Regions from separate parts of the Homo sapiens genome. Here region 2 is linked to region 1. A link is an interaction called in ENCODE POLR2A ChIA-PET data of the cell type or tissue named here. Cell type or tissue: Panc1. All regions are shown on one strand.

Evidence for each region. Peaks named below come from ENCODE experiments on the same cell type or tissue, not always from the same donor. Only the 100,000 strongest peaks of a DNase experiment are listed, where the experiment ranks them.
Region 2: POLR2A ChIA-PET joins it to region 1 with 8 read pairs; 2 of 35 experiments call an interaction of 5 or more read pairs at or near these places.

What each region holds. Positions count from the first base shown.
Region 1 is chr11:78,004,282-78,012,281 of GRCh38, reverse strand. No RefSeq gene overlaps it. Among named protein-coding and RNA genes, the nearest start is that of INTS4, 14 kb to the right of the region's middle. In Panc1, no CTCF peak of the experiment used is centred here; no DNase peak of the experiment used is centred here.
Region 2 is chr11:78,351,458-78,359,457 of GRCh38, reverse strand. All of the region lies in intron 1 of GAB2 (GRB2 associated binding protein 2), which reads left to right. Among named protein-coding and RNA genes, the nearest start is that of GAB2, 62 kb to the left of the region's middle. RefSeq lists an enhancer at 4,155-4,304. In Panc1, no CTCF peak of the experiment used is centred here; no DNase peak of the experiment used is centred here; H3K27ac peaks cover 1,248 bases.

The sequences.
Region 1 (8,000 bases):
AAATTAACAAATCTAGGCTGGGCATGGTGGCTCACGCCTGTAATCCCAGCACTTTGGGAGGCCGAGGCTTGTGGATCACTTGAGGTCAGGAATTTGAGACCAGCCTGGCCATATAGTGAAACCCCATCTCTACTAAAAATACAAAAATTAGCCAGGCATGGTGGTGTGTGCCTGTAGTGCCCTCTACCTGGGAGGCTGAGGCAGGAGAATTGCTTGAACCTGGGAGGTGGAGGTTGCAGTGAGCCAAGATCGTGCCATTGCACTCCAGCCTGGGCAACAGAGAGAGGCTCTGTCTCAAAAAAAGAAAAAAAATTAACAAATCTAAAATATTACATGTAATGTATTATCTATTTTGACAATTGTTCCACAAATGTATTTTATGGTCTTTTTAAAAAGTCCAATCAAAGTTCATGCATTACACTTGGTTGTTAGGTTTTCTTCAGTTCAGAGATTCTCACCTTGGTCACATTTTGGAATCAATCAGTCAAGTAGCCTTAAGAAATATGGGCTCCATCCCTAGAGACCTTAATTTAACTGTTTTGGGTGTGGTCTGACCATTGGGTTTTAAAAATCTTCCTCAGGCATTTCTAAAATTCATCAAAATTTGAGAAAAACAGCTTTAGTCTCTTAGTCTACAACAGTCTCCCTTTTTTACTTTGATATTGATCCAAACTTACTTGATGCACTAAGTCCATATCTACTTGGCCTAAGAACTTTGACTTCCCTCTCCATCAAAGTCTTTTTCAGCTGCTTCTGGGAGTCCTTGGGATTGGTGGTGGTGTACTTGTAGTGTGAATCATTCTTTGTTCCAGCCTTTTTTTTTTTTTAAATCATTACCTTGCTCCAGGCTAATCAGTACCACTTGGCCCATTGTTCAAATTGCTGCATTTCCCGGATCATGATTTTCCTAGGGTCTATGTAGAACTACCATCAATGGACGTTACTGGTGGGATTTTTTTTCCTCTTTATTACTTTGGTCTGAGCATGGACACACCATGCTAATGCCAGGGATAATATGCATCAACATTTAACTAAAGGCTTGAGGATTATATATAGAAAAGTTCCCAACTTGCTATTCTATGTGATTGTTCTGAGCACAAGACCTTTGGTATGTCCTAAGAGGGTCCCATATCGAGCAAGTGGTGTTACAACTACTTCCAGGCTTACCAAAAAACTGCCTCCTTCACCAACTCCAGGGTTGCCTCCACATCTGGCGACACGAATGCTTCCCAGAGTAGCTGTAGGCTGCTTCACTGCTCAATGATAGAACCGCATAGCCCTCTGCGACTTTGACTTTGGGCTTGGTGATGTGACTTGTTTGCCAATGGGACATCAACAAATATGACACAAGCCAAGGCTTCATAAGCATTTGTGCATGGGCCTTGCTCTCTTGGAATGCTTCCACTGCCATAAAAGAAAACCAGGCAATTCCACTGGAGAGGTTATGAGAGGGGGAATAGAGGAGGCTATCAAGCCCCAAATGAACTACCAGATGACCCAGCCGAGTGAGTGACCCCAGGATTGCTCAGTGGAGACCTGCCCGAATTGCAGAATCATGAGTAAATAATGATGTTTTAAACCTCTCTGTTCTATTGATGATTGTAGTTTGAAATAGAAAAATGAAAAATAAATAAATAAAACCCCTCTATGTTTTGGAGTGGTTTGTCATTCACTAATAGAAAATAGATACACTTCATTTTAAGGGACTTCCCCAGAAGTCCCAACCAATGACATCTGTTTACATTTTGTTGGCTAGAATTGTGACATATGGCCACACCTCTACACAGTATACAAGAGAGACTGGAAAATGTAATTGCTTTTGTGTTTGTTTGTGTGTGTGTGTGCTGGGCATAATACCATCTCCACACAATTGTGTTCTTTAAGAGAGAGGGAGAAAGTGAATATTAGAGATGTAACCGGCAAGCTCTGCTATACCTATACAGAGGTTCAAATCAGCTCTTTTGCTGTTTTCAGTAACTTACTTTTTTTTTTTTTTTGAGACAGGATCTTACTCTGTCACCCAGGCTGAAGTGCAGTGGCATGATCTTGGTTCACTGCAACCTCTGCCTCCTGGACTCAGGTGATCCTCCCACCTCAGCCTCCCAAGTGGCTGGGACTACAGGTGTGTGCCACTACGCCTAGCTAATTTTTCTATTTTTAGTAGAAATGGGGTTTCGCCATGTTGCCTAGGCTGGTCTTGAACTCCTGGGCTCAAGTGATCTGCCGCATCAGCCTCCCAAAGGGCTGGGATTATAGGCATGAGCCACTGTGCGCAGCCAAGAGACAGACATTTGAAGAAAGCTTATAATGTTAAAATTAGGAACAAACAAATGGCCAGGCACGGTGGCATGTGCCTGTGGTCCCAGCTACTGGGGAGCCTGAGCCACGAGGATTGCTTGAGCCCAGGAGGTGGAGGCTGCAGTGAGCTGAGATCACACCACTGCACTCCAGCTTGGGTGACAGAGTGAGATCCTGTCTCAAAAATAAATAAATAAATAAATAAATAAATAGATTAATTAATTAAATTAAATAATAGGAAGAAACAAAAATAACAGAATGTTTCTTGGAGGAAAGAGGATATGGAGAGCAGAACTTCAAAGCAATTGTGATAAATATCCCTAGAGATGTCCCTTTTTGGGCAAAATGGAGTAACAGACACTGGATTTACCCTTCTACCTGAAACAACGAAAAACTGGACAAAATATGTGAAACAACAGATCTCAACACATTGTACATTAGGCAACTAAGGACAAGGAACTCAGAGACAGGGAGCAAATGAGATAGGTCCTATGATTACTCCAGCTTGCTGACTGGAGAAGATATTCAAGGCCTGGTGCAGGGAGGGGAACCCAGGCAGAGACTGGGAGTTACCTTGAATTGAAGAGAAAGATCTGGGAATCCCAGGAAGCCAAACAACAAGAGTTTCAAGGCAGAGTATCAGAGAAGAGAGGACTCCACAGAGAGAAGACTCTGGAGATCTGCATGAGGTCCCTCTTGAGTATTCAGTGCCGTACTCATCAGTGCACATATGCGAGGAAACCACCCAAAGCTGGGTAGAGAAAAGATTAGTAGGAACAGTGTCCAGAGATCAGGACCAGGAAAAGTGCATATTCCCAACAGCCAGAGAGAAAGACCTTATAATTCACAGGGACTCAGAGTAAAAAGGTCTTGCATTAGCAGTGGAGAAAATTTACCCTAAATTAAATACTGTTCTGGTTCTACTTAAAGCTTAAAAGCAAGCAGGGCCGGGCGCGGTGGCTCACACCTGTAATCCCAGCACGTTGGGAGGCTGAGGTGGGCGGATCATTTGAGGTCAGGAGTTTGAGACCAGCCTGGCCTACATAGTGAAACCCTATCTCTAATAAAAATACAAAAAATTAGCCAGGAGTGGTGGCCCATGCCTGTAACCTCTGTTACCTGGCAGGCTGAGGCAGGAGAGTCATTTGAACCCAGGCGGCAGAGGTTGCAGTGAGCTGAAATCACACCACTGCACTCCAGCCTGGGCGACAGAGTGAGACTCTGTCTCAAAAAAAAAAAAAAAAAAGAAAAAGAAAAAAAAAAAGAAGCAAGCAGTGAAAGAATCAAACTTTTCAAGTTACTTAACCATGCCTATAAAAAAAGCTGAGGAGTTTGTCTAGGACTATAATGCTTGCAAAAAAAGTGGAAAAATACAGCCCACAGGAGGAAAATAATTAATCGGTAGAAACTGATCCAGAAATTATGATGATAGATGATAAACAAAACCAGAGATGGTAGAAATAGTAGGCAAAGACTTAAAACAGTGGTTGTAACCCTATTGTATGTGTTAAAGAAGCTAGTGGAAAGATTGAATATATGGAACAGAGACATGGAGATATTTTAAAAAGACCTGGCTGGGCACGGTGGCTCATGCGTGTAATCCCAGTGCTTTGGGAGGCCTAGGTGGGCAGATCACTTGAGCTCACTTGAGCTCAAATTCACTATTATTATGTTGCCTGGGCAACATAATAAGACCTTGTCTCAACAAAAAATTTTAAATTAGCCAGGCATGGTTGTACCGGCCTGTAGTCCCAGCTACTCGGGGGACTGAGATGAGAGGATGACTTGAGCGCAGGTTGAGGCTGCAGTGAGCTGTGATCACACCACTGTACTCCAGCCTATGCAACAAAGTGAGACACTGTCTCAAAAAAAAAAAAAAGAAAAAAGGCCAGGTGTGGTGGCTCATGCCTGTAATCCCAGCACTTTGGGAGGCCAAGGCGGGTGGATCACTTGAGGCCAGGAGTTTGAGACCAGCCCAGGCAACATGGCAAAGAAACCTGTCTCTACAAAAAATACAAAAAAAATTAGCTGGATGTGGTGTCAGGCACCTGTAATACCAGCTACTCAGGAAGCTAAGGCAGGAGAATCACTTGGGAGGCAGAGGATGCTGTGAGACGAGATTGTGCCACTGCACTCCACCCTGGGCAACAAAGCGAGACTCAGTCTCAAAAATAAATAAATAAATAAATAAATAAATAAATAAAATGGAATAAAAAGTACTTGTGGCAGCACCTGGGACTTAGAAAAAGCTCAATCAACATTGGATATTAGTCCAGGCATATCTCACAGATACTGTGAGTTCAGTTTTAGACCATCACGATAAAGCGAATATCACAATAAAGTAAGGCACATGAATTTTTTGGTTTCCTATTGCGTACAAAAGTTATGTTTGCACTATACTATACTCACTGAAGCTGAAGTGTAGTGGCTTGGGGTTCATGGCTCACTGCAGCCTTGACCTCCTGGGCTCAGGTGATTCTCCCACCTCAGTGCCCCCAGTAGCTGGCACTACAGATGCAAGCCACCATGACCAGCTAGTTTTCTGATCTTCGGAGAGACGAGGTCTCATTATGATGCCCAGGCTGGTCTTGAGCTCCTGGGTTCAAGCAACCTTCCTGCCTTGGCCTCCCAAAGTGTTGGGATTACAGGCCACTGGACCCAGCCTATACTATAATCTATTAAGTACACAGTGGCATTATGTCTAAAAAACAATGCATATACCTTAATTTAAGAATACTTTATTGTTAAAAATGCCAACCATCATCTGAACCTTCACTGAATCATAATCTTCTTGCTGGTGGAGGCTCTTCCTCCATGTTGATGGCTGCTGACTGATCAGGATGGTGGTTGCTGAAGGTTGGAGTGACTGTGGCAATTTTATAAAATAAAACAACAGAGAAGTTTGCCACATCAATTGATTCTTCCTTTCTTTCTTTCATTTTTACATATTTTTTGAGACAGGGTCTTGCCCTGTTGCTCAGGCTGGAGTGCAGTGGCGCAATCATGGCTCACTGCAGCCTCGACCTCCTGGGCTCAAGCAATCCTCCCATTTCAACCTCCTGAGTAGCTGGGACCACAGGTGTGTGCCACCACACCCAACTAATTTTTAAAATTTTGTAGAGATGGGGTCTTGCCTTGTTTCCCAGGCTGGTCTCCAACTCCTGGGCTCAAGCAGGCCTCCCACCTTGGCCTCCCAAAATGTTGGGATGATAGGCATGAGCCACCGCGTCCAGCCAATCATTTCCAACTTTTGATTTAAAGTAGGAGATGTGGGACTCTTCCTTTGTTTATTTTTATTTTTTTGGAGATGGGGATCTGCTGTGTTGCCCAGGCTGTAGTGCAATGGCACAATCTCAGCTCACTGTAGCCTCAACTTCTTGGGCTCACATGACCCACCCACCTCAACCTCCCAAGTAGCTGGGACCACAGGCATGTGCCACCACGCCCAGCTAATTTTATTTTTTGTCTCACTATGTTGCCCAGGCTGGTCCAAACTCCTGAGCTCAAGCAATCCTCCAGTCTTAGCCTCCCAAATTGCTGATATTACAGGCGCAAGCTACCATGCCTGGCCTGGGACTCTTCCTTTCACTTGAGCACTTAGAGGCCATTATGTAGGGCTATTAACTGTTCAATATTATTTTGTGTCAGGGAATTTCAATATTGTTGTATCTCAAGGAATAGGGAGGCCTGAAGAGAGGGAGGGAGACAGGGCATTGCCAGTCAGTGGGACAGTCAGAACACACACATTTATTTATTGTGTTTTCCGTCTTATATGGATGTTGTTTGTGGTGGCCCCAAATAATTAGAATAGGGACATCAAAAATCACTGATCACGGATCACCATAACAGATATAAAATAATGAAAAGGGTTGAAATATTGTGAAAACTACCAAAATGTGACACAGAGACTTCAAGCGAGCATATGCTACTGGAACAACGGCACCTGTAGACTTGCTCAAAACACAGTTGCCACAAACTTTCCATTTATAAAATAGGCAATATCTGTGAAGCACAATAAAGCAAATGCAATAAAATGAGGTATGTCCGTATTATTACTGTTCTATGGCGATGTCAACAAGGTGTGGCATAATTGAAGGAGCACTGGAATTCGACCAGAGACCCTACTTTGTTTTTTTGTGAGACGGAGTCTCGCTCTGTCACTCAGGCTGGAGTGCAGTGGCACGATCTCCGCTCACTGCAACTTCCACCTCTCAGATTCAAGCGATTCTCATGCCTCAGCCTCCCGAGTAGCTGGGATTACAGGCGCTTGTCACCATGCCCGGCTAATTTTTTTTTTTTTTTTTTTGTATTTTTAGTAGAGACGGGTTTCACCGTGTTCGCCAGGCTGGTCTCGAACTCCTGACCTCAAGTGATCCACCTGCCTCAGCCTCCCAAAGTGCCGGGATTACAGGTGTGAGCCACTGCGACTGTCCGAGACCTTACTTTGAATGGCAGCTCATCTATTACAGTGTTCTTAAGCAAGAAACTCTGGGGGAGTTCTTGAAAGGGGATCTGCTCCACAAGGTTGTGAGAGTGCAGTGGGTTGAATGGTGGTCCCCCAAATGCTATGTCCACCTCATAATCCCCAGAATCTATAGATGTTACCTTATTTGGAAAAAGAATTTTTGCAGACGTAATTAAGTTAAAGATTTGAAGATGAGGAGATTCTCCTGTATTATCTGGGTGGATCCTAAATCCAGAGACAATCTTTCCTTATAAATCCTTATAAGAGGCCAGGTACAGTGGCTCACACCTGTATCCCAACACTGTGGGAGGCTGAGGGGGAGGATCACTTGCATCCAGGAATTCGAGACCAGCCTAAGCAACATAGCGAGATCCCATCTCTATTAATAAATAAATAGCAAGGCATGGTGGCGCACAGCTGTAGTCCCAGCTACTTGGCAGGCTGAGGTGGGAGGATTGCATTAGCCTGGAAGTTCGAGGCTGCAGTGAGCCATGATCACACTGCACTCAGGCTGGGAGATAGAGTGAGACCCTGCCTCAAAAAATTAAAAAATTAAATAAATAAAAATGACCACAAGCTCAGGAATGCTGTGGCAGCAGCCAGAAGCTGGAAGAGGCAAGGTACAGATTCTCTCCTAGTGCCTCCAGAGAGAGGACAGTTCTGCCAATAAGTGAATTTTGGACTTCTAGCCTCCAGAACTGTGAGACAATAAATGTTTGCTGTTTTAAGCTACCAAGTTTGTGGTTGGCAGCCTCAGGAAACTAATACAGAGAGTAAAATCAAGTAACATATTTGAAAATATCCAGCACATTTTAGGGCTCTGATATTGCTGAGTCAAAATTTCAAGGCTAAAAGCAATGTAGGGCAAGGGCAAGGCCAAAGTCACGGTGTCTCTTACAGACCCTTCTGGGAAGTATCAGGGCTGTACATCCTTCACATCTTTAAACAGAGAGAGCAGCCACTATGCCCATCTTTTTGTAGAGCAAATGTTTAAACTGAAGCCACGTGAGATGGATGATAGCATACATAAAGTTCCCTTGTGCCGGGCATGGTGGCTCACGCTTGTAATCCCAGTACTTTGGGAGGCCGAGGCAGGTGGATCACGAGGTCAGGAGTTCGAGACCAGCCTGGGAAACACAGTGAAACCCCATCTCTACTAAAAATACAAAAATTAGCTGGGTGTGGTGGTGCGTGCCTGTAATCCCAGCTACTCAGGAGGCTGAGGCAGGAGAATTGC
Region 2 (8,000 bases), 350 kb before region 1:
TTGAAAGTTATTTTTTCTTAGCACATTGAAAAATTATTCTGTGATCTTCTAGATTTCACTGTTGCTGTTCAGGAGTTAGCTGATAGTCTAATTGCCATTCTTCTGCAGGTGATCTCTTGTTTCTCTTTTAATGTCTTCTTTTTTGTCTTTGGTATTCAATTTCATTACCATATGTGGTTTCTATTTATCCTGCTTGACATTTGTTTAGCTTACTGGATATGCGGTTTGGTATTCTTTCAATGGTTCTGAAAACATACCAGCCAAAGGCAGGCATAGAATAATACTCCATCCTCTCTTATTTAATTATTGAACTTCAGTTACAAGATTAGATATATGTTAGACCCTCTTACTCTATCATCCACGTCTCTTAAACTCTGATTTTTTCATATCTTTAGTTCTTGGTCACATTCTATGGAATTTCTTTGGATTGCTCTTCCAGTTGACTAACTCTTTAGCTCTATTTAATCTGTTTAACTTGACCATGGACTTTTTCATTTCAATTGTAATTTTCATTTTTGGACATTCAGTTTGGTTTGTTTTCAAAAGTATTTAGTTCTTTTTTATACTCTCGTTTGCTAATTTTTTCAAGCTTCTCTTCTAAATCTTAAAAATTTTATATTCTGTCTCTAATTCCAACATGTGAAGTCTTTGAAGATACGATTCTGTCATCAGTTTTTCCTGGCTGTCATTCATTATGGTATTATGGCTTATTTCCATATATGTTTTTGTTTTACTTTTAACAGCAAGTGTTCCTTAGGACTTTACCTGTGGAAGCTATTTGAGGCCTAGGTTAAACATTTATTCTACCAGAATGGATTAGAGGCTGCTGCCTCCAGTAGCCTCAGGACATTATTAATCCTGGACTACTTTTAGATCTTCACTTGAAGTATCATGAATTTGATCACAAACTTGCATTAGAGCCAGATTTTGATTACAGACTTTTAGGAAAGACATTACTTCTTTTTTTTTTTTTTGGTCACTTTATTATTATTATTATTATTATTATTATTATTATTATATTTTAAGTTCTAGGGTACATGTGCACAACATGCAGGTTTGTTACATATGTGTACATGTGTCATGTTGGTGTGCTGCACCCATTAACTTGTCGTTTACATTAGGTATATCTCCTAATGCTATCCCTCTCCCCTCCCCCCACCCCACAACAGGCCCCGGTGTGTGATGTTCCCCTTCCTGTGTCCAAGTGTTCTCATTGTTCAATTCCCACCTATGAGTGAGAACATGCGGTGTTTGGTTTTTTGTCCCTGCAATAGTTGACTGAGAATGATGGTTTCCAGCTTCATCCATGTCCCTACAAAGGACATGAACTCATCCTTTTTTATGGCTGCATAGTATTCCATGGTGTATATGTGCCACATTTTCTTAATCCAGTCTATCATTGATGGACATTTGGGTTGGTTCCAAGTCTTTGCTATTGTGAATAGTGCCGCAATAAACATACATGTACATGTGTCTTTATAGCAGCAAGATTTATAATCCTTTGGGTATATACCCAGTAATGGGATGGCTGGATCAAATGGTATTTCTAGTTCTAGATCCTTGAGGAATTGCCACAGTGTCTTCCACAATGGTTGAACCAGTTTACAGCCCCACCAACAGTGTAAAAGTGTTCCTATTTCTCCACATCCTCTCCAGCACCTGTTGTTTCCTGACTTTTTAATGATCACCATTCTAACTGGTGTGAGATGGTATCTCATTGTGGTTTTGATTTGCATTTGTCTGGCCAGTGATGATGAGCATTTTTTCATGTGTCTGTTGGCTGCATAAATGTCTTTTGAGAAGTGTCTGTTGGCTGCATAAATATCTTCTTTTGAGAAGTGTCTGTTCATATCCTTCGCCCAGTTTTTGATGGGGTTGTTTGTTTTTTTCTTGTAAATTTGTTTGAGTTCTTTGTAGATTCTGGATATTAGCCCTTTGTCAGATGAGTAGATTGCAAAAATTTTCTCCCATTCTGTAGGTTGCCTGTTCATTCTGATGGTAGTGTCTTTTGCTGTACAGAAGCTCTTTAGTTTAGTTAGATCCCATTTGTCAATTTTGGCTTTTGTTGCCATTGCTTTTGGAACCAAAAGACATTACTTCTTTTCTAGTGGTCAAGACAGGTCAGTTTTTTTATGGTTCCTTTCAGTGCTGTAGATGTATTGCCCACACTTGAAACAGTCATCACAATTGTCACTAGTGTTTGTTACATAAATAACCTCAGGGCAAAAAATGGTTTTAGTGCTCTCTTTCTTTCCAGAATTTCTGCTTTCACTTATTTTTTTTATTGTGGTGAATGAAACATATATAACATCAAAATTATTTTTAAGTGAACAATTCAGTGGCATTAAATACATTCACATTGTTGCATGACCATCACCACCATCCATCTCCAGAACTTCTCATCTTACAAAACTGGAACTGTGTACCCATTAAACAGAAACTCCCTATTACCCCCTACTCACCAACCCCTAATCCCTGGCAACCATTGTTCTACTTTTTGTCCTTATGAATTTGATTCTAGGTATGTTATATAAATGGGATCATACAGTATTTGTCCTTTTGTGACCAGCTTATTTCACTTAGCGTAAGTCTTCAAAATTCATCCATATTGTAACATTTCAGAATGCCATTCCTTTTAAGGCTGAAATCATATTCCATTGTATCTATAAACCACATTTTTTAATCCACTCTTTGTCAGTGAATATTCAGGTTGCTTCCACCTGCTTTCATTTAACTTTTGTTCTCTACAGATTCCTTACTTCTTGACAGCATGACTCATTTTCAAAATTACTATTTAAGAATATTTTATTTAGCTTTTAAGTTGTTTTCTTTGGGAGTGTCATTCATGGTATCTAGGCTAACTTAATTGCTCAAAACCAAAGTCTTATACCTACTATAGGTGGACCAGAAGACAACCAGAAAGAACATAATTTGACTTTCTTTTGGGATGCTAAAAAGGGAAGATTCTGAGATATGAAACAATTAATATGTAGTTTTGCATGTTTTGATTCTTGAGGTCTGCTATAGGTAATATTTTTTTCCTTGCATGTGAGAAAACCTTAAGAATACTATAAGAAAACATAAACATTTCTGTCTTGCAGGATTTGGCATTGTTACCATGTTGTTAGTACTAACCTCTCACCCTCAAGTGCCCCAATATCCAGTAGTAGCATTTGAAACTTGTACAGAGATAACAAAATCATAAACTGCTTGAGCTGAAGGGGTCTAATTTCTAAACATCACCCCTTCCACCACTGTGTCTTTTTTTTTTTTTTCTTTTTTTTTGAGATGGAGTCTTGCTCTTTCACCCAGGCTAGAGTGCAGTGACATGATCTTGGCTTACTGCAACCACCACTTCCCAGGTTCCAGTGATTCTCCTGCTTCAGCCTCCTGAGTAGCTGGGATTACAGGCACACACCACCACACCCAGCTAATTTTTGTATTTTTATTAGAGACGGGCTTTCACCATGTTGGCCAGTCTGGTCTTGAACTCCTGACCTCAAGTGATCCACCTGCCTCGGCCTTCCAAAGGGCTGGGATTACAGGCATGAGCCACGAGCCACCACACCCAGCCACTGTGTCTTAAAGATGAGTTGGCTAAGGTTAAGTGACTGACCCAGCCAGGGTCCTATAAGGAGTTTGTGACATCAAGAACCTCAGTTGCCTCATTTTAATCTCAGTATACTTGGTACTTCTGTGTACTTTCTCTCTCTGAGAAGACCTGTGATCATTTAATGAGTTCTGAGCTTGGTCTTTTTTTTTTTTTTTTTTTTTTTTAAGTGAGACAGGGTCTCTCTCTGTTTCCCAGGCTGAAGAGCGGTGGCGCAATCATAGCTCACTATAGCCTCGGACTCCTGGGCTCAAGTGATGTTACTGTCTCAGCCTCTTAAAGCACTGGGATTACAGGCATGCGCCATCATGCCCCGCCTGAGCTTGGTCTCTTGAAATGTTGCTGTGGATGTTGATAAAGATGACCTGACACTGATACATGGGTCAGAGTAGAGGCAAGAATTCTCATCTGGTTAACTGGTGAAGATCAAATAGAGTTGGCCTTCCAAATACTATTTCACTCCTGTCTCTCCTGTTCATGGAATCTTTTTTGATAACAGAAGGTTACAGTTGGGTGGGAGAGCTCTTGTGATCATTCGTGCCAATCTCAAATTGCCCACAGGGACGTTTTGGGATCCCCTGCCCAGAAACTTTGCTGTTGTTTATAGATGAGGAAACTGAAACCTAAAAGATGTAAATATGGTTTCCCTCAAGTCACATAAAGTGCTTTTAGCAAAGCCAGAACTGGACCCACATCTCCTAATCCCTATTCCCGTGGAGGATCTCTATTACACTAATGCATTAACTTCACTCCTGATCTTTAAGTAAGCTCCACGTCTGTGGTCTCTGTTTTAAGATTGTGAAATGTCATAAAGGTGGTTTGCCTTTGAAAATAAGCCAGAACCTAGAGAGTTAATAGAAATTGAACAGTGAAAGTGGAGTCCTTTTCTTCTCTCCTCAACTGGGGAGCCGCCAGGCTGTTTCACTTGCACCGCATGTGTTCCATTATGGTATAATGATGTAATTACCAGTAATGCTGCTGCTGCTTGAGTAGTGGTGAAGAGGCAGCATTAAGGAAAAGACTAGCCCCAGTTCTCTCCTAAGAGCCATTTCAGCCCACTTCAGTCTATTAGATTGAAGATGCTGGAAGGCGAATGGCTTCAGCACAGGAAAAGGTCAGATTTAAAAGCTTTTCTGGGTTTGGTATTTATTGTTGCTTTTTTGACCTTCAGAAAAGTCCCCTGTGTGTTTGTCCTTGATTCTTGCCTTTCCCATTAATGCTTGAAAGCTGTATTGCTGTCCAGACCAGGTCTTTGGCATAGATGATTTCCTTTGTGGTGTTAGAGAAAGCCTAGCCCCCACTCCAGATGACCAGTCCTGTTGTCGTTCATGCCACCATTGCAGTGTCAAAAGCCTTTTTAACTCTTGAACATTTTAGTTTTCAGCAATTCTGTATGTATATATATATAATATATATGTCATATATGATACAATACATATGATATGATACAGTACAGTACATATGGTCTGTACTAGTATCACATATTCTTTCACAAACTTGCCTAGATCTAAACAATTTATGAATTAATACTTTAAAATACAGAGAAGTAAGCAATAAGACTTGAGTGCCTTGAGCAAACCTTTCTGTGAATCTCTTTCAAAACGTACAGCCTGCCACCTGATGATTATGAGGAGGTAATCATGGTCTCTGGAACACAGTAGACACTTCCAAAAGTGTTCCTTTATTAGAGGGTAGCCATCATTCTTTCAATAATAAGCACCTGCTGGGCCCAAGGTACAGGTTATAGGAAGACAGCAAGTTTTCCTTATTTCAGTAGTTCTCAAAGTGCCATCCCTGGACCAACAGCACCAACATCACGTAAGATCCCCTGAGAAATGCAAATTCTCAGGCCCCCAAGCCAGAGCTACTGAATCACAAATTCTAGGCTGGGAGCCTTCAGTCTGTGTTTTACCAAGCTTTCCGGTGATTCTGATGCATACTGAAGTTTGAGAACCACTTCTTTATTTTGTAGTTCAGTACCAGGAGTTATCTGATAATATAAAATACCTTATGTTTATCTAGAGCTGCACTGTCCAATACAGTAGTCATTAGCCATAGGCAGTTATTTAAATTTTAATAAAACCAAGTTATCTAGAGCTGCACTGTCCAATACAGTAGTCATTAGCCATAGGCAGTTATTTAAATTTTAATAAATTAAAACCAAGTAAAATTAAAAATTCAGTTTCTGAGTTGTACTAGCCACAAGTGCTCAGTAGACATATGTTGCTAGTGGAAACCATACTGGACAGCACAGATGTAAACATTTCTATTATCACAGGAAGTTCTATTGAATAATGCTGGGCTCAAAGCAGTGGTCCTCAGATTTTATCATGAATCGTATCATTAGTCTGTAAAATATACATTGTTGGGCCCCATCCCCAGTTTCTCCCAGTGTTTCTTTTTATTTGAGACAAAGTCTCACTCTTTTACCCAGGCTGGAGTGCAATGGCACAATCTTGGCTCACTGCAACCTCCGCTTTCTGGGTTCAAGTGATTCTCCTGCCTCAGCCTCCCGAGTAGCTGGGATTACAGGTACACACCACCATGCCCAGCTAATTTTTGTGTTTTTAGTACAGACGAGGTTTCACCATGTTGGCCAGGCTGGTCTGCAACTCCTGATCTCAAGTGATCCGCCCACCTCAGCCTCCCAAAGTGCTGGGATTACAGGTGCATGCCACCACTCCTGGCTCCCATTCCCAGAGATTGTGATTCAGTAGATCTGGGGTAGGGCTGGAGAAGATACACGTGTAACAAGCTCCTAGATGATGCTCATGCTGCTGGTATGGGGACCACTTTTTGAGGACTACTGGTCTTGCATAAGGATTCTTGATCTGAAGTCTGTGAACCTTAAAAAATTATAGGCAAAATACTCTATGTACCCATATAATAGAGGTTGCAGGATATAGGACTCACAGTTTTAATCTGATTATCAAGTGGGTCAGCAGGTCAGGAGAACTTTTAGCTGCAGTTAACAGAGAATCTGACTAATAGTGACTTAAATCACAAGGACTTTGATATTCATTTAGCAAAGTAAGAGGCTGGAAGTTTCAGCATTCTTTCAGTGGCTCAAGCATGTCACCAGGAAAATCAGGCACTTTCCCTCAGAAAACCCCTTATGTTTTTTTTGGCTAGCAATAGGTCACATGCCCACCTCTAGATCATTCCCATCAATGAGGAATGGGATTTGTATAATTGCTTTTGATTCAGCCCCTGGGGCAAAGGGAGGGGATTTACCTTCCCTGATAACATCAGATCTCCACCAGTCCTCTGAACAAAATATGAATTCTGTAACAAGGGTGAAGGGAGAAATGGCTATTTGGTCTCTCAGTGAGTGACCCAAAAAGTGTTAGGAGTGTCTGGTCTGCATCCTTTCAGCTTATCACATGCTTTCAACTTGCTAGGCAAGCAGGGCACAGACACGCCGAGCTGTGAAGCCCTGCTGAGCTCTGTCCTCTAGTGCCTTATGACGGGTTCTGTGAAGTCATCCTGCATGTAACGGGGATGACGTGGTATGAGATTTAAGAGCCTGATCCAGGCTTCTGGGAGTCGGCATCAAGTCAGCCTTAAAGCTAGTCCCCGTCTGACTTTGGCCCCCAGTTGTTTTGTGTGGTTGTGTGTTTTTGTTTGTTTGTTTGAGACGGAGTCTCAGTCCTGTTGCCCAGGCTGGAGTGCAATGGCGCCATCTCGGCTTACTGCAGCCTCCGCCTCCCGGATTCAAGTGATTCTCCTGCCTCAGCCTCCCAAGTATCTGGGATTAAAGGTGCCCACCACCACACTTGGCTAATTTTTTGTATTTTTAGTAGAGGCGGGGTTTCACCGTGCTGCCCAGCTGGTCTTGAACTCCTGACCTCAAGTGATCCTTCCACTTCGGCCTCCCAAAGTGCTGGTATTACAGGTGTGAGCCACTGCGCTCGACCTGGCCCCCCAATTCTTTTTAGAATTGGCTCTTGCTTGGTTCCTTTTGGTCAAGTCCCTGTCAAAGTACAAGTTTTTGTACTTTGATTCTTTAAAGACTCCCATTATTCTTTTCTCTCACCAGTCTCCTTGGAATTAGAGTCCTGGTCCTGGATTTGGGGACCAAACACTTGGAATTCTGCTGCCAGACTTCCAGTTCCCTATCTACTTACCTAGCTCCCTGCTTGTCTTCTCCCAGCAGTATGCTTTAGATGCTTGGCTTTCAGTAGGGAGATAGTGTCTAAAAATGTACAATGTGAGACTATTTCACGTAGAAATGGTAAATGAAGCACTGGGAGTTAATGAGATTATTGAAGGAGAAGATGTGAGAACGAAAGCTCATACCACCCCTCTACTGAATCAAATGAAGGGCATGGTCATTTGTGTGTTCATCTGTACTCTCCACAAGTACCATGAATCCCAGGCTGAGAATCAA